Linked DNA regions of Mus musculus: region 2 is linked to region 1. The links are chromatin loops, found by intact Hi-C in ENCODE. Cell type or tissue: gastrocnemius. All regions are shown on one strand. Each heading gives the region's core, and the rest is flanking DNA. Links, peaks and the distances in the headings are about the cores only.

Region 1 (11,064 bases), core at 5,479-7,978:
TACACACATACTCATACACACATGTACATATGTATGTGTGTACACACATACTCATACACACATGTACATATGTATGTGTGTACACACATACTCATACACATATTTTAGCCACATAGCCTCCCTCCAATTTTTGAAGGGGGAGGAGGGAGAGAGCCATCATACCAAGTATTCAAACCATTTTTAGGGTCACATATGCCAGCCATCTTGATAAATTGGGACAACCAACATGCTCCACCATTCGGGAGACCAGTAGAGGGTCAGACTTGAGTCTGGCTTGCCCATTGCAGAATCAGGTGTCAGGGTCTTGTGGTCACTCTCTCATGGCTGTTTCCCTCTTTGTTGCTTTTAGTCTAGCTCTACAACCAAAGGGGGTAGGGGAACATGAAACAAAAACAAAAACAAAACCAAACAAAACACTATCCTGGCATTACCCAGGAGCCCACTGTCTTCCTGGAATGGAGATTGTGTCTAATAATCCAAGCGCGTTGTCTCACTGGAAAAGATGATCTCAGCTCTGCTCCACTGGAAAAGCCAAGACTGCACTGTAATGAGACCCTCCATCCTCCAGTGATGTACACAAGAGAGACAATGCCTCTGGCTTCCTAGCAAAGACATTAAAGCACTGCGGGTGTGAAAAATTTGCAAAGCCAGCCCTGACTCAGGTATGCAAACTAGTAAGACCACAGCATCCAAGTAAGACAGGGCTTTGTTGAGAAGGTCATCTCATTAAGGTTTCTTTCATGGAATCCTTAGGGAATTTAACAGATATTATGATAAAACTAATAGGCATCCTAGTTTATTTTTAATAATCAAGAGACAAATAAAAATCCAGAGGTTGTACCTAGTCCTCTGAATGGTGGGACTAGTGAGCCGGCTTGGTGGTATCTCTATCTGCTCCCAGGAACTTACATGGGAGACAAGGAGACCTGATTTACTCATCCCTAGGAGATCGCTCCCTGGAGCGTCACACGTGCCTCCATCACACAAATAAGTAAAATGAAAACTAATTAAAAAAGAAAACCTACAAAAAACGAATGGAGGGCTAAAAAGAAGGCTAAGAGCACTGGCTGCTCTTCCAGAGGTCCTGAGTTCAATTCCCAGCAACCACATGGTGGCTCACAGCCATCTGATGCCCTCTTCTCGAATGCAGGAGTACATGCAGATAAAGCACTCATATACACTAAATAAATAAGTAAATAAATAAATGCTAAAAAAGAACGGAAAGGCAAAAAATTAAAGAAAATGTTATTTCTCCTTTCTGCATTCTTTTTAAACTATTAAGAATTGGTTTTCGATGCAAAAACTCTTGTGGACATTTACCACTATTGAGTCATTAAAATTTCATTTGAATGAATGCTGATACAAGTTCCGCAAGTTCTGTGGCCTTTTTCCACAAAACTGTTAACACGCTGATGAGTAGAATCCGACTGTTCCCACAGTAGGACCAGGCTGGCCACTGCCACTGGCATTTGAAGTAGTAAAACCTTTTCTTCAGGGCAGTGTTGCTCTTGGTGGGTGAGGCTGGGACTAGCCAGAGAATGGTTCAGGCAGGCTTTGAGTTGCTGGTGGCAGACTGAACTAAGTACTGACTGCACAACTGTGTGCATTTTGAGACAATGTACCAAGCTAAATACTACAATTTGTACAGAGCCTGCATTTGTTATGCCTGCATAATACTTATATTTAAAGAAGTGACCTCTGTAAAAGGGAGGCCAGTCTGGGCTCTACTGTCAGAGCCTTGGAGGCAAGGGAAGCACAACTGAGCAGGTGGCTTCCTTCCTCTACAGACTGCCAGCCCTACACGCTAGCACTAAAACACACTACTCCTGAGCATTGACTTGAAAATCACAAGCCTTGCTTTCAAAACAGCAGTGCCTCCAACTCCAACAGATGTTCTTAAGGGCACACAATGATTTGACCCCTGACCCCATGGCCACAACTATTCCAACCCACTAACGACTTCTCAGCAGGGCTCTTTTACCTGTTCTGGTTCAAACACCAACATGCTTGTTAAATCAAGGGTTACACAACTGAGCTTGATACATTGTTAAAGAATTTTTTAAAATTTAAAATGAAAGTAATTAGCAGTAACACACACAGAGAACGATACTGTCTTGCTTAAGTACGGAATCAATAATATTCAGGGCCAGAATACTTGTAGCTTTAAAAACAAAAACAACCAAACAAAGAAACCAGGCTAACCTTACTTTATCCTCAGAAGTGAGTGTGCTGAATTTCCCACGTGATAGGCACTAGCCAGGTACAGGGCAAAGACAAGGCTTGAAAGTATGAAACTGAAGACAAAAGTCTTCAATATTCACCGTGAGGAACAATCTATTCACAACTAGAAGAAATGTCAAGAAAACCATTTATGTATCGACACAAAACAGTGTAGCCTCTGAAAATTACATTTTGTTCTTTTAAATTACAAATGGAGCTGTCCATCTGGGAGCTAGAGCCATGGCTCAGCGGGCTAGAGGGTTAAAAGCCAGGGCTGCTCTTCCAGAGAACCCAGGTTCAATTCCCAGCACCCACATGGGAGCTCACATGAAACTCCAGCTCCAAGAGACCTGACACCTTTTCCTTCTGGCCTCTGAGGGCATGGCACACACTTGGTGCACAGATATGAATGCAGATAAAATACCCAAGATACAAATACAATAAATAAACTTTAAAAAAAATCACAATAGATAGATCTCAACAAGTTTTCTGAGAAAAATAGCTTTGAATTCTCAATATTTACAAATACTTGGTGATTTTCAACTCCTGAAAAACTGATTTTCAATGCAACATTTAAAAAAAGAGAGTGATCTCTTTTAGGGCATCTGTTATTACTAAAAACAAACATGGCAAATAATCATTACCATGTGTGTGTAAGGTGCTTTAAGGAGACAAGCCAGCTTCCTCCATCAGACAAATGAACTCACTGGCCTATCAAGGGGAACTGCTTCATTCCAATAAAGGCTGATTAGCCTAGAAGGAAGCCCAAGGTTCTGGGGACAGCAGTGGTAATGGTAACACCTTTGAGCCTCCTTTGTGGCACCCCACTGATGAGCAAAGGTGCTTGGCTGTCCCAGAGGTTAACTCAATTGAGAACCTGAAGGAACTTAATCACCAGAAGCGGGCTCCCCAGCACAGTCTACTGGTAATCACTTTGTGAGCCTCGTAGAGAGAGAGCCAGCTCCTGGCTTATGGCCATTTGCTAAAGTAATGCTACCCTGTGGCAAGCAACGCAGAACTGAAATCCTCCCAGGTAACACTCAAGCCATTTGGAAGCTGTAACAAGAACTAGATTATTAGGAGTACAAACGAGCAATAAATCTATAAACAACCATCATAAACAAAGCCAGGAAGATTGGCTTCTAACAAAGCACCGTCGCAGGAACTTCAGGTCTGTCTTTGGTAATTCAGGTACTTGACTGCTAAGTCAATTCTGCCTCTAGCACCCATGAAAACCCTAGCAGCATCCATCTGTAACCCCAGTGCTGGGAATGGGGTGCAGAGGCAGGATGACCCCTGGAACTGACCGGCCAGCAAGCCTAGCTAAACTGATGAGTTTCAGCTTCAGGGAGAGGCCCTGTCATAAAAGAGTAAGTCATCAACCTCTGGTGCGTGCACAATCACGCCTGCACTCATGCACACATGCACGCAGCGTGTGGCAAGTACTTGGCACAGGGTCCAGTATTTACTTGTTCAGTAAATGCTAATTCCCTCCCTCCCTTTCTCCAGCACCACATATTTCACAAGGGCATAAAGAGGATGACTGGCAGCTCGTTCAACCTGAACCACAGCTGACCTGTCTCGGCACTTGCTATAGTCTAAGAATACTTTTAAAGGGAGGAAAATAAGCCAGCACGTAAGATACTCCAAATATTCCTCAAAGCACAGGGTCAGAGCCGTCCATCTGGACACATCCCAGGCTCATTCAGATCTTTAAAACATACTCTACTACACCGTTTGGTTAACAGATGCCTTGCACAGCCATTTCTCATTCTACAAACACACAAGTTCCCAAGTAAACCCAGGAGAACGGCAGTTAGAGGCGGAAACCAAGTGGCTCACAGCAGCCGACAGCAAGGCCTCAGGTGTGAGATCTTTGTTTGTGGGGATCCAGATTTGGCCCTGGGGCTTTGCTGAACACTGCAGATCTCCCCACGTGGCAGCTCATCTGAGCTCTCTTCAGCATTTATTATTTCACTTTTCCTCTGACAACCCTGCTTACTAGCTGCTGCCAAAACTTACTATGCTGTCCCTTCCATAACCAGTACTTCCTCACTATACCACGGGACAGGAAGACTGCAGCAGAGACACACCCCTAAGTTACCCTTAATTAGACCCCATAAACCCAAAAGCTGTGGTAAGACCTGCAGGGCTAAGCTAGAGCCCATCTGACCACCATTTAAGGACTGGCACTGAGTATAAACTGTATATAGATTGGGATAATCCAGTAAGATACTGGATCCCATTAAATTTGTATTTCAGAGAAAAAGACAATCTTCTAAAATTATTTTATGTGCATGGGTATCTCGCTGGCATGTATGTCTGATGTGTCACTTGTGTGCCTAGAGGTCACAAAGTAAGAAGGGTGCAGATCCCTAGTCCTGGCGTCACAAGTGGCCATGGAGAGCACGTGCACACTAGGAACTGAGGCCGGGCCTCTGCAAGAGAAGTTCTGAAGAAGAGAGTGCTAGGGATCTGAACTGAAAGCCACCTCTTTGGCCTGACAAAAAATAATTTTTAGTGGAAGTATGTGCTGTGTGGTACTTGGACTCACGTTAAAATTCTACTCAGTATTTCTTTGAAAGTCAATTTGTCCCAAATCTGGTAATGTTCTGATGGGCAAAGTCATTAAGAACTAGGCCTCCTCCTCTCAGCACCATGTGAGGGCCAGGATCACCTCACCTCAGGTGTCTTTTCCTGCAAGGGGTGAGATTATCACCTGCCACAGTTACCTTGCAGATCTGACAAAGAGGGAAGCAACCGTAATACAACCCTAGCAGCAAGGCCCTTAGAGGCGCTCTCTGGGCGGCAGGCCATCTTCACTGTGCTGTGCAGTATTGCATGCTATTGATGCCATGTGCAATTCTATAGCTGCAAGCTGCAACTATTTAACAGCTGACAAAGATGCATTCAGGTGGGTCCTGGCTCTAGACAGCATCCTTTCTAACTTACTATAGTTTAAATAAAAATACAATTAAATGCAGGAAAGTCATTCAACTAGATGTTCTTATTACTATTAAAGGACAGGAAGGAATTAAAAGATGTCCCACTGGAGGGAATGGTGTGAGGAGTTTCACAGGCAGCCAGTCCACACAGAGCCTATGCATATGGGGTGAAAGTGGGCGCAGAGACCGCCACCCCAATGTCTTAAGAAGGGTGCAAGGAAAGGACCAGAAACTCCACAGGGAAGAAGCTATCAAAGATCATTTGTGAGTTAACTAACCATAGACTGACAAAATTAACCTTGGTGTGGACAAGGAATTTACTGAGATGGAAAGGAAGGACAGAGCTCAGAGGAGGTAAAAAGCAAGGAAAGTGGCAGGGGGCCAAGGACCAAATCAAAACCATGTAAGACAAACCACAAGCAGATGCTCAGGCCCTCCACGAGCTGAGGCTGCGCTCAAACTGCATGCTGGGCCTCGCAAACATGACAGTCAGGGAACAGGGATAGTTCACATTTGCTCCTCATGGACCTAAAAAAAAGCCCCTTAAAGTTTTAGGCTGGGGTGGTGGTGGCAGCAGTGCACACCTTCAATCCCAGCTCTGACGGCCAAGGAAGGCAGACGTCTGAGTTCAAGGCCAGCCTGTCTATTCATCATGCTCCAGGACAGTTAGAACTATACAGCTAAAAACCTTGTCTTAAACAGATTTGATGTGTCTACACGTATGTGCCTACACCACAGGTGTGCAGTACACACTGAGGTCAGAGGAGGACCTTGGACCCCTGGAATCTGGGATTACAGGTGACTGATATGGGGAGTGAACCTGGGTCTTCTGGAAAAACAGTAAGTGCTCTTTAACCACTGACCCGTCTCTTCAGCACCCAGACTTCAAAATTATTTTAAGAAAAATCTAAATCTGCATTTGTAAATTAGGTTAAAGGTTTTGGGGGGTTGATTTTATCTTTAAAGTATTGAATGGGGAAAGCTGAGCACTGTAGCCATTTTCTTCTGCATGCAGACCTTGGGATTTTACAGTTACTCATCCAAGGACAGTGAATGTTTGTGCCCAGAAAATACACTATTTGGCAATTATTTTTCTTCTAGATAATTACTCATTCCTAACACACACACACACACACACACACACACACACACACCCCTGTACACAAAACCTGAGCACCCTGCAGTAGTATCGCTGTTTGTGATGTGCTCCCAGACTTTAAGGAAGGGCTCTAGTGCTGGCAGGCAGTCTGCACAGGCACAGACATCAGGCTGTTTAGTGTTGGTATCTAGACAGGGAGCTGGCAGCAAAGTTCCTGCTTCACTAATTATATTCTTTTCCAAAAGTTCACCCTGTATGGGTGTCCAGGTAATTGCAATTAAGCCAGGAATCTGGTAATTAGGAACTCAAGTGCCCTGCCAGGAACACACTTCCTCTTGATGCGCTGCCCACAGAACTAACTCTCTTGGAAAGGACGGACTCTGGTGTGATCGGTTGTGCAGATGTTGATTAAGCACCATACCCAAGTGAGTGGCGGCAGCCTCTCTCCCTCAAGCCAAGGCTATCTCATTTGAACTAGAACATGTTCTGTGAGCCTGGAGCCATGAGGACAGAAACAGGATTGCTGGTCTTCAACAGCTCCCGGGCACAAGCCCTCTACCACTGCAGCCATGGGCACACCACCCCCGTACTGCTGTAGCCATCTGTCTCCAGCAGGGGCTTCCTGGCTGCTGCTCAAGCTTGCAGCAGCACTGGGAGGTTAAGGAATAAAGGGCCACTAGGAGTCTTGCTGCTCATCCTAAGCCCATCCCTGTTCAAAGTGACTGATGGAAATTAAACATCGCATCAGCTAGTCCCAGAAAAATGTCTGCAACGGACAAAACCATTCTTTAACCTGTTCCCATTAAGAAGTTAACTCCATCCTTAACAAACCTCATACTCTCTACAGCCCACAGAGATTTACAGATGAATTCACTAGGTGCACAAATGTGTTTCTACATCAGCCCTGTAGAAAAAAAAAAAGCAATGATCCAGCTTAGTTGATTCTTCATCCAAAGCTAAATATAGCTGCCAGGTTTCTCCTCTGCTCCTAAAAGGCTGATCTGCACACAGTTGCCACCACCTGCACAGTCGCCTGTGTCCTGTAGACAGCACACGGGACAGACAGATGAACAAACGTCTAGATTTTGGAGAGACTCATTTCATTACCAAGGCACCTCTGGTCAGCATCTTACTGAAACACCAAAGCCACATGCCCATAGAGTTTCTATCTTCATTCCTCCTGCTGGTGAGATTTTTGGCCTCAAAGGTCAAAGGTCAGAGCCCTTCAACACCTCCCTGCCTGGGCCACACTGTGCATTCTCCTAGCACGTTCAGAATCACAGGGACTCTGTAACAGCTGGCCTGGTGCCACTGTTCGAACTGCACTGCAATCAGAGCTGAAGCCACACCTTGCCCTAGTGTTCGCAGCAGTGAAGGCATGGCACCCCAGCAACAGGCTTTGTCCCTTGAGCATGGTGCTTGCTCTTTCTGAGCATCAACTAGGGTCACGTTAGAAGGCCCAGGCAGGAGAAAGCCGAACACGGCTGGCTGAGGGAGTGTCTGATGACCACGCTGTGCGGAGGCTGCCATCTGAACTGAGCAGATGCTTCACTGAGCAGGCGAGAGCACAGGCTGAGGATGGTGAGTTTGGGAAGCAGGGACTCGGGCTTCAGGGGAACTAGCAGCCAGCTGGCCAGACCACAGTCCTCATCTTATAACTGTAGACTCACAGAGAGGGTTAGAGCTATAAAATATACCATCAAAGCTCAAGAAGTTCTGGGGTGGGGGTGGGGGAATTAAAGAAAAACAGTATATGCCGACATTAGAAGTTCATTTAGATGTCAAAGCCCATCCATGCGAGTCCAGTACGAGTCGGCCGTTTGTGTCCGGGTCCTGTCTGCAGCCAACCCCCTAAGCTTTTCTTTTTTTTGTTTTTTTGTTTTTTTTTTGGTTTTTTTGTTTTTGTTTTTTTTTTTTTTTGAGACAGGGTTTCTCTGTGTAGCCCTGGCTGTCCTGGAACTCACTCTGTAGACCAGGCTGGCCTTGAACTCGGAAATTCCCCTGTCTCTGCCTCCCAAGAGCTGGGATTAAAGGCGTGCGCCACCATGCCCGGCTCTAAGCTTTTCTTTTGATTTGAGTCACGTGTAGTAACTACTACATTTACATTTTGATACATTTTTCCAAATATGAGTAATTAAAAAAAATATCATTAGACCAGTCTCAAGTCTTCCTAGTTACACCTTTGGCTCTGTGGAATTCTTTAGAAGGACTAAAATCAAGTACATAGAAACCCTACTTAAAATATACAGTTTTCCTGGAGGGTACTGTGGAAGGAACCAAACGTTAGCCGAAGTAAATTTGTCACATCTCAGCACAGAATTTTACGAGGAACAGTAACCCTGGGTTTTAAGAACACAAAAACATAGTTTAAATTATATATATATATATATATATATATATATATATATATAATATTACTATATGTGGGGGTCTATTCACAAAACTTATAGATTATATTACTAATCACATATGTTTTAAAAAGTAAATTTTATTAAGTTTCTCTTTTTACACCCCCAAAACGAGTAATCAAAACCAAAAATCAAAATAATGATTTAAGGGGGGGGGGAGGGGGAGGGGAAGAGCGAGAGAGCGAGAGTGAGAGAGAGAGAGAGAGCGAGAGAGAGAAGAAAAGAAAGGAAGAAGATTTTCTTGGGCTGGAGAGATGGCTCAGGGGTTGGGAGCACTGACTGCTCTTCCAGAGGTCCTGAGTTCAATTCCCAGCAACCACATGGTGGCTCACAGCCATCTGTAATGGGATCTGATGCCCTCTTCTGTGGTGTCTGAAGACAGCTACAGTGTACTCACATAAAATAAATAAATAATTTTTTTTCCCTCCACAGCATCTCAAGTCTCCCCGGCAGTGGTTCTCAACCTTCCTGATGTTGTGACCCTTTAATACAGATCCTCAGTGTTATTTCATAACATTATTTCATTGCTACTTCACAACTGTAATTTTATTACTGTTATGAATTGTGATATAAATATCTGATGTGCATCCCCCAAAGGGGTCACGACCCACAGGTTGGGAACCACTGCGCTAGGGCTAAGCAGACTTTATTTTTGACCCCTGGCCAGAAATGCAAAGTCCAGAGCTCAACAAACATAGGCACTGTGGGACAGCACGAGCGCTACACAGAAGTCTGTGTAAGAACTTCCCTTCCAGAGGCTTACAGTATGGACAGAGCTGGGTAGAACCTATGTAACTAAGGCACTAATCAGTTTATTCTTAATTAGCAATAGCATATTGTCCAGGGTGGGCCTGGTTCATCAAGGGAAAGCTTTATACAACATGGGTGGGACATGAAGCAAATCTTGTGGACCATGAAATGCTGCCAAGTGGCAGAGACCTGCAGATCTCCTCCAAGAACTGAGTACGAACTGTGCCTGACCTCCCACAAGAAATTGAGAGCTTCAGAATGACAGCCACACACAGGTGAATTCTGCCAACCTCAATAGTCCTATTAGAGCTGCTTTTTGAGACCCTGAGCAGAGGATGCAGGTACTGTGCTAATGAGTCTGATGCTGCCACAAAGCAGCAATGCCTTGTTAGAATTGCTTTAGGCATCTGGCCACACAGCACCACACCTGTGGTCCATGGTACACTACTCCAGCCCATTCTCCATTCAGCAGGAACCACTTCCTCAGGAGAGGCAGTAGCCTCAGCTGAGCAGCACTCCCTGGTTAGCATCATCTCCATGAGACCCAGTTCCCAGTTTGTGACATGGCCAAAATGGGCTGCTTAACTTCTCATGGTCACTGACACTAGCTAGCTTCAAATATCAACATGAGACTGTACAGAGTAATATATCCACATATTAAGAAACAACTATTTCTCTTAGCCTAGAACTGCTACAAGCCCAACTGAACGGCAATCACCTCTAACTGAGTGGTCAGCTAGTCAGAGATGCTGAGGAGAAGGACGACACTGGGCTTAGAATGCCTCTGGTTACAAACCTGTATCGTGGCCTAGCATTTCTGAAAGGACAGAACTTAGTCTGACACAAGGAATGGCAACAATGTGCAGTTTCTGACATACAGTTCTTTAACCATAAACCAAATTTATAATGAGACATGCTACATCCAACAACCAACAAGCGGGCGGTGGTGGCGCACACCTTTAATCCCAGCATTTGGGAGGCAGAGAGAGGCAGATTTCTGAGTTCGAGGCCGGCCTGGTCTACAAAGTGAGTTCCAGGACAGCCAGGGCTACACAGAGAAACCCTGTCTTGGAAAAAACAAAACAAAACAAAACAAAACAAAACAAAACCCTGTCTTGGAAAAAACAAAACAAAAGCCAGAGAACATGAGTTGTTTTTTTTTTTTTTTTTTTTTTTAACCATAAAACAAAGTAAATTGTTTGAGAGAGAACTCAAAAAAGTCCAAATTTAAGAGAAAAACTGGGAAAGATTCAGGCACAAGGTTGCAGCCTTTGATAGTTCTTGAGTGGGGAGAGGAAGGAGGGGAGGCCACCTGAGCAGCCTGGATTTCTTTTGAGTACAACAGGAAGCAGGTTACTGACAGGGAAGAACACTCAATTTGGAACACTAGTCCCGATTCCCAGGGCAGCTGTGATGTTTGCTTTCTGAAATGTGGCACTTTCATTAGGTACAACTCAAGTTTTCATTTTTTGGTATAAATTGCTGTTCACTGCAGCTCTGTTCATTTAATCCTAAATTCCCTGAGGCTATGCAAATGTTGATTTCCTTTATGTCTTCTATTCTCACAATGTTCTGTTCTGGAGCTACAAGAGTCCATTGTAGAATCGATAGAAAGTATCCAGATTGAAGCTTTACTTTGTTC
Region 2 (11,064 bases), core at 5,538-8,037, 73 kb before region 1:
GCCCCGGGCCAGTGCACAGCCCAGATCCTCTTTAGCACAAGCCGCTGGAGCTCAGCCCTCTGCAGAGAGAATGGCCTTGCTCAGACACATAGCCAGGTTCATTTTCTAGTAGCAGAATAGCTTTTATAGGATAACGCGTATGCAAAGCAAGAGTTCACCCCTTCACCAAGTTTAGGGACAGCACTGCACGGAACAAGACAGACAGCCCTTGCATCTGCTATGCCTTGCCACTACTTCAATGACCTCTAGTGACCCCAGTAATATCAGCACCTTCCAGCATAAAATAAAGGGCAGAGACTAAACAGTGTCCAAAAACCTTCTTGCTCCAGATTCTGAGCCTGTAATTGAAGCTCTGCTCTTTTGGGAGCCAACACAATGAGAACAGACTGACGATCTCTCAGACAACAGCAGACCTGGGACATCATCTTAAGAAGCTGGCAACGTTTATACTGTGCTGGGGGTTGGGGACTGTCATTGAGGGATGGAGTTCCTTCCAACCATCCTGGCTTCACGAGACCCAGGAATTTGTCAGTCTTTTGTAAAGTCATGGCTCTTGCTTGGAAGACCTTCTAAGAAAGACACATCTAGGCAATTCTTAAGGACCCAGCTCCATGTACCAACTACTGTATTTGGCAAAGAGGCTAACTGTTTAGAACCACAAGTTCTTCCTAGAATGAAGGAATGAGGCAGGGCACATTGTAGGGCTGAGGAAAGCTCTCTCACATGACTGCACGTGCTGTCAAGGTTACAGATAATAGACTTGGTCACTGCAAACATCCTATAAGCTATGGAGGTGTCGAGGATTCACAGCAAAGCCTCTTCAGGAAGCAGGGGCCAAGGTCTTCCCAAGCTTCTGGCAGACTCTACTCGGATGATGCACTCTTGAGAATACCTTCACACGAACTATCGACACTTTAAAACAATGCACAGTGAGGCCCTTTCTGAGTACAACCACTCCTTGTACGTCATTAGCTTTGAATGCTTGGGTACCATCATGTGCTTAACATAACGGATCCATACCACTTTCTATTACTGATCTTCTCCTTCATCCAAAAGATCAACAACAGAAACAACCTATATATTTGTAGCTTATTTCGTGTTGCAAGTGGATTATACACTTACAAATCACCCTAAAATGATATCAATGAAACCCCTTTTCAAACAGCTAAACTGCTATTTTCTTCTGTATTTTACAATCAACTTGTGAATGTCCACATCATAACAGCCATACACAATCCTTCCTCTTTGTTAGCTACTTAGCTGAATTAGACACACACTTCCAACCTTCATCAATAATTTGTCCTTTTGTAATTCTTTTTCAGGTTCCAGGCTCTTTGGGAGTGATGAAGCGAACATTAAAACAAACGCTGGCGCCCCAAAGGCTAAGTGTTCACTCCCTCCCCTCAAAAGAAATGCATGCCCTAAACTGGTTTCACCTGACATCCATCCATGGGGGTGGATGACCAAACAAGCAGAGAGAGTAAGACGCTCTGAGCTCCAGCACGGACAGCTATGGTGCACTGGGCAGGGCTCTCGGCCACAGGAACAGAGCCGTGTAAACCCTGGGTTCCCACAGCCCAGCCTGCACTCTGCCAGCAGGCACAGGAGGCCAGTCTGCTGCAAAGTGGGACAGAGGGCGCCTGAAATAGGAACTATACTTGGGTTTCTTTCTTTTTCAGAAAGGATATACTGTAAACATGAACGGTAACTTCCCAGGCAGCAGGTGGACAGGCAGGGCACCGCGCGCATGCGCGGGGGCTTTGCCAGGTGCAGACAGTCACAGTTGCCCCAGCTTTGCTCCTCCTCTCAATTCTAATTAAGGAGGAGGTGCAGCCTTCTAGGCAGTGCTCCCGGAAGTTGCTGGCTGGAGCACAGTCGATCTTCTCAGGCTGGTTAGCTAACATTGATTTTCTGCCCCAGTGGAAGAGATTTTACTCTGATGCATGTCATTTAAATTCATTTTACACAGCTGCTTAATGTGGCTTGGCAAGGCGCAGCAAACCAGCTTTGTGGGTCTAAACAGCACTCCTGAGTTGGGAAAGGACAGAGCCTGTGGCTCAGCAGCTGATGGCACATGTTTTTCTGCTCCTCTAGACTCATGAACTGACCCTGAAGGAACCATGTTAAAGTGCAAGAGAGGAAAAGCCAGGTTCCCAGGAATGCGTCTGTCTGTCTCACTTCATAGTTCTTTTACTTGGAGGATCACGCTCTGAGGATTCTTTGTTGCTTCGCATGGAGGACCATGTTTACAGAATTAACGACTTTCCAGGACAAAATGACCCTCTGCTCTTGCTGTCTGCAACGTGATGGGAAAGAAGACTGTGAGAAAGCTCGGCGTCAGGCCAGCCAGGGCCGAGGGCAGAGCTGGGTTTACTGTTCACAGGGCTGGGGAATGGTCCACTGTCCCTTACTACCAAGAACGGGGAATTTGGCGTGGGAGGATCCAATGAACATATATACAAACAATATTGTTAATATTATTGTTTAGTAACCCACCTAGTAACACATGCAGTTTATTAACCATACAGTTTCACAGCAGGGTACAGCAGCACTTTTGCTGTCTGTAATACTGCACTGACACCAAGACTAAAACACCACTGTGTAGGCAGAAAACTCTTGATTATTTTGTTGGATTCCCCTAGTCAAACATTCCAGGCCTCATTGGCTCCAAGGCAGGCTCAGAGAACAGTGAGGTCTCTCCTCTGCCCTGGGCAGCCCAGGCAGCAAGCCCAACTGCTACCGTGTCCAGGCTCCTGGGCAGGGGCTTTCAGGGTGGCAGCCCAGTACAGGTTCCTCTACAGAACATCAACACCAGATGGGCTTAGAGCAGAGAGGACTTCCTTGCTTCTGTGCAGTTAACAGTTTCTACTTTTCTTCTCAGGCATGAAGGAGCAGTCAGGTGAAGGACAGACACAGTCAGGACCTGGATGGAGGTATGCAGGCTTCCATCCCACTGCCATGGGATGGATATACAACAGATAGGAAGATGACCCTGTGACGTGGGTCTGCTGAGAGCTCTTCCAATGACAGCTTCAACGTAAATGCCCAGGTCTCCCAACAGCAAGCCCTGGGCATGCTGCTACTGCCCAGTCCTGGTCAGGCTCATTACCACAGGAGCCTGGCAGTTGCAACAGTTGAGGTACTGGGAAGAAAACATGGGGTGTGTGCCAGCCTCAGCCTGGCTGGGGTAAGCAGTGACCTAACATATGGTGTCCTAAAGTAAACACAAGAACAGGTTCTGTGGATTTGTTCGGAAGCACAGGTCTGAGTCCCTGACCATGCACTACTCCACACACAGTTGAGAAGGTCCCAGACAGGGATAAAGGACACTGCATTGGACCATATGGCTACCTGGGGTGGAGCTCTGCAAAACTCAACAGAGGTGGAGGAAAGGGTCAAAGAGAGAAAAGTAAGATGCTCATATTTATTCTCAACCTATCAATTCAGTATAGTTTTAACTGGAGGTGAATGAAATCAACATAAGCAGCCGCACCTGAACGGAGGAGAATGTGAGGTTAAGGTGTGGATTGGTCTGCTGATTAAACACAGAGAACAAATGTATGGCTATGTATTAACCCGTGAATTTCTATTATAAACGGACTCAGGAAGCATGGCAAGACTTTCATCAGGTGGGGCCCAGCCTTGCTGGCTCAGGTCATTACCCACTCCGTGCCATCAGAGGCCTTGTCAGATGCAATCACATACTTCCTACTTAACAGAAGGGAAGTAACTTGCTGTTATGAATTGCAACAATGGGCAGTTCATTTCAGCCATTCACATGGGAGCAGCTGTGCCAGACTCCAGCAGACTGTCTATTCAAACATTCCCTGTGGCCAGGCGGGGCTGGCTGTGGGCTGGACACTCAGGGTCAGGAGATCTGAAGTGAATGTAAAGGGCTAAGACAGAACAAGGAGGGAGTGACGGATCTCCATGTAATTCCTCCAAGGAAACATGCCAGTGTTCAGAACAGAGAATGGGACTGGGGGCTCTGCATTCCTGGAGCATCCGCTTCAGAGGAACTCTACACACACACATGTTCACAGACATCCACAGATTCACAGACACCTAAACATGCATGTTCACAGACATCCACAGATTCACAGACATGTAAACACACACATGTTCACAGACATCCACAGATTCACAGACATGTAAACATGCATGTTCACAGACATCCACAGATTCACAGACATGTAAACACATGCATGTTCACAGACATCCACAGATTCACAGACATGTAAACACATGCATGTTCACAGACATCCACAGATTCACAGACATCCACAGATTCACAGACATGTAAACACACGCATGTTCACAGACATCCACAGATTCACAGACACCTAAACATGCATGTTCACAGACATCCACAGATTCACAGACATGTAAACATGCATGTTCACAGACATCCACAGATTCACAGACATGTAAACACATGCATGTTCACAGACATCCACAGATTCACAGACATCCACAGATTCACAGACATGTAAACACATGCATGTTCACAGACATCCACAGATATACACCTAAACACATGCAAATTCACAAATACTCACAGATACATAAACACATCTAAACTCACACATGTTCACAGTCATCCACACCAGACACTTAAACACAGTTGAACTCACACATTTCAGAAACATCTAAACTTACAAATGTTCACAGATATCTCCCCCAGACACATTTGAATACATGTATGTTCATAGACTAACACACAGGTGCACACATACACGCTTGCACAGTTAGCTTTTATGTCTCTGACAAGTCAGAATTTTCTTGACTTCTGAAAGTACCACTGCGATCCAGAGTGTCAAATGTGCCTTTTAAAGGACAGACCTGCTTCTGCTCCTTCTAAAACATGCTCATCTTTGTGTCTTATATTTTTAAATTATGCCATTTTGTGGCAGGTCAAGGACTTAAGAGTTATTAAGAATTAGGGTTGACAAGATACAATTTGCAAAACACAAGAAAATCAAGAAGAGGGAAGACCAATGGGTGGATACTTCATTCCTCATTAGAATAGGGAACAAAATACCCATGAAAGGAGTTACAGAGACAAAGTTTGGAGCTAAGACGAAAGGATGGACTATCCAGAGACTACCCCACCCGGGGATCCATCCCACAATCAGCCACCAAACCAAACTATTGCATATGCCAGAAAGATTTTGCTGAAGGGACCCTGTTATAGCTGTCTTCTGTGAGGCTATGCCAGTGCCTGGCAAACACAGAAGTGGATGCTCACAGTCATCTAGAAGATGGAACAAGGGCCCCCAATGGAGAAGCTAGAGAAAGCACCCAAGGAGCTGAAGGGGTCTGCAACCCTATAGGTGGAACAACAATATGAACTAACCAGTATCTCCAGAGCTCGTATCTCTAGCTGCATATGTATCAGAAGATGGCCTAGTCGGCCATCATTGGGAAGAGAGGCCTCTTGGTCTTGCAAACTTTATATGCCCCAGTACAGGGGAATGCCAGGGCTAAGAAGTGGGAGTGGGTGGGTAGGGGAGGAGGGCAGAGGGAGAGTATAGGGAACTTTCGGGATAGCATTTGAAATGTATATAAAGAAAATGTCTAATAATAATAAAAAAGAATTAGGGTTGAAATCAAGGACAGAAGGTAAAGCTTTGCTCAACCAGCTTAAACTTTCTACAATATTATTATTTTTGTTGTAACAACCACATTTTGCTTGGGACAGAAAATGTTCAGACAATAAAACACAAAATTCCATGCGTACTCATTTAGACCAACACACTGGACACATGTATACACATGGAATTTCGATTTGTGTGTGTGTGGGGGGGGTGGGGTGGGTGTGGGGCAGGGTCTCACTGTGTAGCTCTGATGGGTCCAGAACTTTCTATGCAGTCTAGGCTGGCCTCAAGCTCTTATAGCCCCGCCTACCTCATCTCCCAGGGATGGGAACAACAGCATGCACCACCACAGCAGACCCAAGTTTCTATTGTACAGAGAATCCTATGGTATAACTGTGTGTGTGTGCGTGTGTAAGTGCCTGTGTGAATGAATGTTCACGCCTGAGTTGCAATTGTGTCTGAGTGTGTGATTGCATGTTGTTTCCTTCGCAATGTTTTAGATGTTAAATAGTTAAGTTGGAGTGTTTTTGGCTTAAAACTCAAATTGTTTGAAGTAGAATTGAGCAGAAATTTCCTTTTATGCAAGGCATGGCTGTTTTGCCTACAGTCATAGGCACTTCAAGCCATCTCCCACAAGGACACACACTTCTCTGGTCTCACCTCACATGTAAAGCCAAGCCCTGCTGCCTTGAACACTAGAGGAAAGGATGGGCTAGTGTCGGTCACGTTAGAGGCATACCTGCTTTGTGCTGAGTTTGCAGCAGCCTGCATCACAGCTGCGGCAGCTTCCTGGGCCTTCCGGTTCACAGTGGGCATTGGTGGGCCCATTCCTGGCCCTCCCTGTTGAGACATGCCAGGAGAACTGGGGGTGACGCTGCTCATGGTTCCAGGAAATGGTCTGTTCTGCATCCCAGCTGAAGGCATTCGTCCCAGGGGCATAGCACCACATGGCTGGGCTGGCCCTTGTCCATGCATCTGGTTGTTGGCATTGATGCCCATACCGGGCCCTGGGCCGCTGTAGCTTGCACTGGGTACCCCGCTATATGTTGGGGTTCTGGAGTAGTTGCCTAAACAAAAAGCAAAGACAAGTTAAAGCCTTTTATTTAAATGTTCATGAAAACATTCCCTGCAAATATATTCTGCACATCCAGATGCCCGTCCCAGGTGCTCCCTAGCTGTGCTCCCCTCTCCTGCAGATGTGACTGCATTCCCAAGGCACCTCAAGACAGGCAGTCCCCCAGGCTCCACAACACTGGGATAGAAAGGCTAGGTTTCGAACACACTGCAGCAAGCTGGATTGGGAGCTTGGCCAATTGTAGTCATCCCAGCTACATGGGCAGCTGAGGCAGGAGGATCACATGTTTAACCCTGCTTGGACCACTGGGAGAGTTCAAGAACAGCTTGGCTACCATAGTAGGACTTTGTCTTGAAATAAAAAAGTAAGGCGCTATGAACATAAGCAAGTAGTAGAGCATCTCTAACAGTCACAAGGCCTTGGTAAATACCCGTGCTGCAGAAAAGAGACGGTTCCCAGCCCAAAATGTCACAAATGACCTGGACACCGCACACTCTTTCACTTCACCCAGAAGTATGTTCCACAGGCCACTGAGACTACCCTGCCATACCCCACCTCCACCTGACCATGGAGCCAATGCACTGAGCCCCTCGGGACCATATAACTGACCCTCCCTGACCTCACAGGAAGGTGTCACATGCATCTTCACTGGTCCAACATGGCTCTCCTCTGATGGTGGGTCCAGACTGAGTGATTTACACACGTGGTGCTATGTCTTACAACTCTAAGTACAGGTCCAACACTGAGCACAGGGCACGGTGGTGTGAGGAGAGAAGTGGGAATCCGGCTGAAGGCCACAAGCCCTTGTCACCCCTCCCACCCCTGGCTCTGGGAGGCAGCTGCAGGGCCTCCATCTGTCAGAGCAGCTAGACCTCCCCTCTCTTCCGGACTGCTCCTATATAAATTATTACATCCATGTACATTAGCGGAAGGCATGGTACCACTTCAATAATAACAGCACACGTTAGCTGCTGAGCTGAAACGTACACTAGACAAGTGGTTCAAGTGTCCTCTGCCCCATGAGTTACCCCCGTTCCCCCATGACCAAACACATGACTTTGTTCTTTTTCTTTTAAAGAATTATTTATTAATTTTATGTGTATGTACACACTGTAACTGTCTTCAGACACACCAGGAGGGGGCATTACAGATGGCTGTGAGCCACCATGGGGTTGCTGGGAATTGAACTCAGGACCCCTGGAAGAACAGTCAGTGTTCTTAACCACTGAGCCATCTCTCCAGCCCCCTAACCCCAATCACTGTTTATAAATGAAGAAAACCTGAGTTTGGAGGTTAGGATTGAGGCTCATGCAAACAGAATCCACGTATTTAACCAAGGAAGCATGCTGTCTTCCAGTAATAAAGTTTTGAATAATAAATGTAAAATAAAACAAACAACCAAATAAACAAATAAACAAAAAGTTTCTGTGGACTATGGACAGAATTTCTCATCTGTTCTGACTACATTTTGGAACATTCTCCCATCATCTAATGACAACAAATACATAAAAATGCCAGAAAGAGCTCTCAGATACAGGGAGAGAAAGTTAAATGCCCGCAGCTGGGATGCTCCCAAGTTCCATGTAGGTCCGTGCACACTGGTGTCCGTGGCAGCTGAAGGACGAAGGGAAAAACACAAAAGCAAAACCACACGATGTGCAGAGGCTCAGTCTGCCCGGGACGGAGGCACTGTGGGCTTTTTCTGCACAGGAGGCAGTGGAGTAGGGACCTCAGGTGCTGATGAAGGACAGGCTCTGGGGACGGGGTGAATCCTGTTCTTATTGACTGGGGACTCTTGGGAAACCTGCCTCCAGGTTTCTTCCTCTGACATCATTCTCTTGGGGGTTGTCACTTAGGCATAAAGTCTCCCAAACACAAAATGTGATGGAGGGGTTCCTGGCAAATGAGGCAGAGGCAAAGGGAAGCAGGCACAGGCAAGTCAGGACAGTGACGAGCAGCAGGAAAATGGTCTCGGCAGCCACTGAGGAGCACCATGGAGCTGGAGGGGCAAGGGAAGTAGCCGAGCCAGCAGGCTTTAACTCTGGAGGTGAGGGATTCAAGATGTGGGGAGGCCAAATTACCTGTGCCAAGTAACTGGGGGAGCCAGGGTGTGACCCAGGTAGGCTGTGAGTGTGGCCTGGAGTGCAGGCCCTCTGGACTGTATGTAGCCTCTTCAATGCTTAAGAAACACTACACTTGTGGAACCACACCATGACAACATTCAAACAGGTTTTCTTAAATCTATGCAGAGCAGAATGACCTGTAGGCCTGAGGAAGTAAGACACTTTCAGCTCACTGGGTATATGGCGGGTGAGCTTTCTTCTTTATGGATGAGCTGGAGGTCTCTGTCCATGCAGACCACAGGCTGGCACAGTGTCTGCCAAGGGCCGGAGCCTTGGGGGGTCTGTGCACTGCCAACTATTCAGCGCTATAGCTATACAGCCTATAGCTCCAAGGTAGCCACATGGAGACACACACTTCTGCTAAGTGTATATTTACAACAGGGTCAAAACAAGGAGGAAAATAATTTGCTGACCCCTGGAAAAGAGCAGTTCTGGGACATGTCCGTAACACTGGCTCCACACTGTACTGTCTTTAAGTAGAATGTCATTATGAAGGCTGAAGGTGGACATAAGAGGATTCTAAAGAAGCAGGGCAGACTCCAAGACCTCAATAAAGATGAAAATCTAAGGGCCTGGAGATAGGAGGATAAAGGTTGCAATATGAGGCAGGCTGACAGTGGGCCCTCACACCAGAACACAGCACCTTTGCAAAGCTAGAGTGCACAGAGATAATCAAGCAATACTGTTTTTAAAAAGGCTTAAAACATGCAAAAATGTCCACAAATGCAAACTCCTTCCAGAAAATTCTGAAGTGGCTTCTGAGCTCTCTATCCTCTGGGAGCAACTACCTCTGTAGAAGCAGCACCTTCCTGGATGCTCAGGAAAGCTGGCTCAGTAACCGCTCCCTGTGAGCAGGATGCCTCTCCCCTCCCTCCCCTCCCCTCCCCTGCAGCATCGTGTCTCAGCTTCCTTTCAGCTTTATTTTTACCAAACAAACGTAAACTCATTTATAGTGCAAGCACTTAACTAACGGATCCACGCGCCCACACGTTACTTAGAGGCTACTTCATATCTTCCCAAGCTTTTATAAATGACTTGTGGGCAGAAGTCCTTTTCTCCAGTGAACATCTTTCGTTTTGAAAATGACACTGAATCTTACTTTAAAACAAGCATCTAGACATGGACACTGTACTATACTCTCAATGCCATTTGACTAGAGGAGGACGTTCTGTTGCTGAGCTCTGCTTCCTGTGGGAGACAGACACACTGGCTGAGCTCTCCCACTCTGGATCTCACTCGTTGTGGGGTGGGGACCAAAAAGCTGCTGTAGACTGGATCTCCATGAGCCCAGAGGGGAAGCCCAGCTTCCTGACTGCCCTGTGCCCTGCTCCATACTTTCCTTTCTTTATGGACCGTGGGGCTGAATTGCCATGCGGCTCCAGCTTGGGCAGGAAGCATTCTGGCTTATGAGGCAAGTGTGGGGCCAGCCACATGGCTGTCACGTGTAGGCCTGTGTTGATGCTGCCCCTGTGTCCTCAGTCTATCTCCTTCAGCCAGTTGGGCTCAGAATCACAGGCCTCTGTTTGGGAGAACTAGAAGTCCTCTTTCTTTTCCTTGAAGTTTTAAAGACACTCCTCTCTGACCCTGTGGGCTGGGATAAGCACACTTTCTGAAGACTCCAGATGGTTTCCCAGGTAAAGCTCAGGCATAAGCAGGGCTTGATGGCCCTGCTTCTGATGCTGCCTGGCAGCACGACCTTCACATGTTATTTAACTTGTCCACACAGCGGCACTGTCACTAGGGAGGTGTGATGCTAACGGGGACCAGGTAAGGTTGCAGCACAAAGCCTGCTGCCGTGGGCCTCGGGGCCCCAGTGCCACCTTCCACACCCTACCCTACACAGTCTATAGCTCATCTTCCTCCTCTAGCAAACTGAATCCAAATGTGGAAGCCAAGCAAAATACGAGAGGAACCGGCAGGAGCGAGCAGCGCAGTCTTCTTTCCATGTTTCTCTAATAGATTAGTAATTTGTTGGCACTGGCTCTGACAGAAAACAGATGGATGCAGCATTAGGCACAATGAAGGCAGCAGATGCCGGGCCAACCCACCTCAGCTGGACGGCTCCTGCAGCCAAGTCCGAGAGCCCACCGTTTTCAAGTGGGTTCATCTTGGCACGGCAGCTTTGGAAAATCAGTCACGAATGCATTCAGATTTCAGCCCAGCAGGAGTTACATTCAAGCACCAGACAGAGGGAGCAGCAGCTACTCTACTTAAGTCACCACCATGGCTTTAGGAGGGCACAGACCATTATGTACCTGACTCAAGCATG

Evidence for each region. Peaks named below come from ENCODE experiments on the same cell type or tissue, not always from the same donor. Only the 100,000 strongest peaks of a DNase experiment are listed, where the experiment ranks them.
Region 2: it touches region 1 in a loop (2.3-fold over the local background); 2 of 42 quality-filtered maps call a loop at or near these places.

What each region holds. Positions count from the first base shown.
Region 1 is chr17:5,213,852-5,224,915 of GRCm38, reverse strand. The region is part of intron 4 of Arid1b (AT rich interactive domain 1B (SWI-like)); the gene reads right to left. Gm34854 (a long non-coding RNA gene) reads left to right here and starts at 632. Exons shown (of 3, transcript XR_876354.3): 1 at 632-11,064. In gastrocnemius, for the core only: a CTCF peak has its summit at 6,891; DNase peaks (open chromatin) are centred at 5,571, 6,852 and 7,712.
Region 2 is chr17:5,286,556-5,297,619 of GRCm38, reverse strand. It overlaps Arid1b (AT rich interactive domain 1B (SWI-like)), which reads right to left. Exons shown (of 20, transcript NM_001085355.1): 8 at 6,337-6,664. Among named protein-coding and RNA genes, the nearest start is that of Gm34854, 68 kb to the right of the region's middle. In gastrocnemius, for the core only: no CTCF peak of the experiment used is centred there; a DNase peak (open chromatin) is centred at 6,523.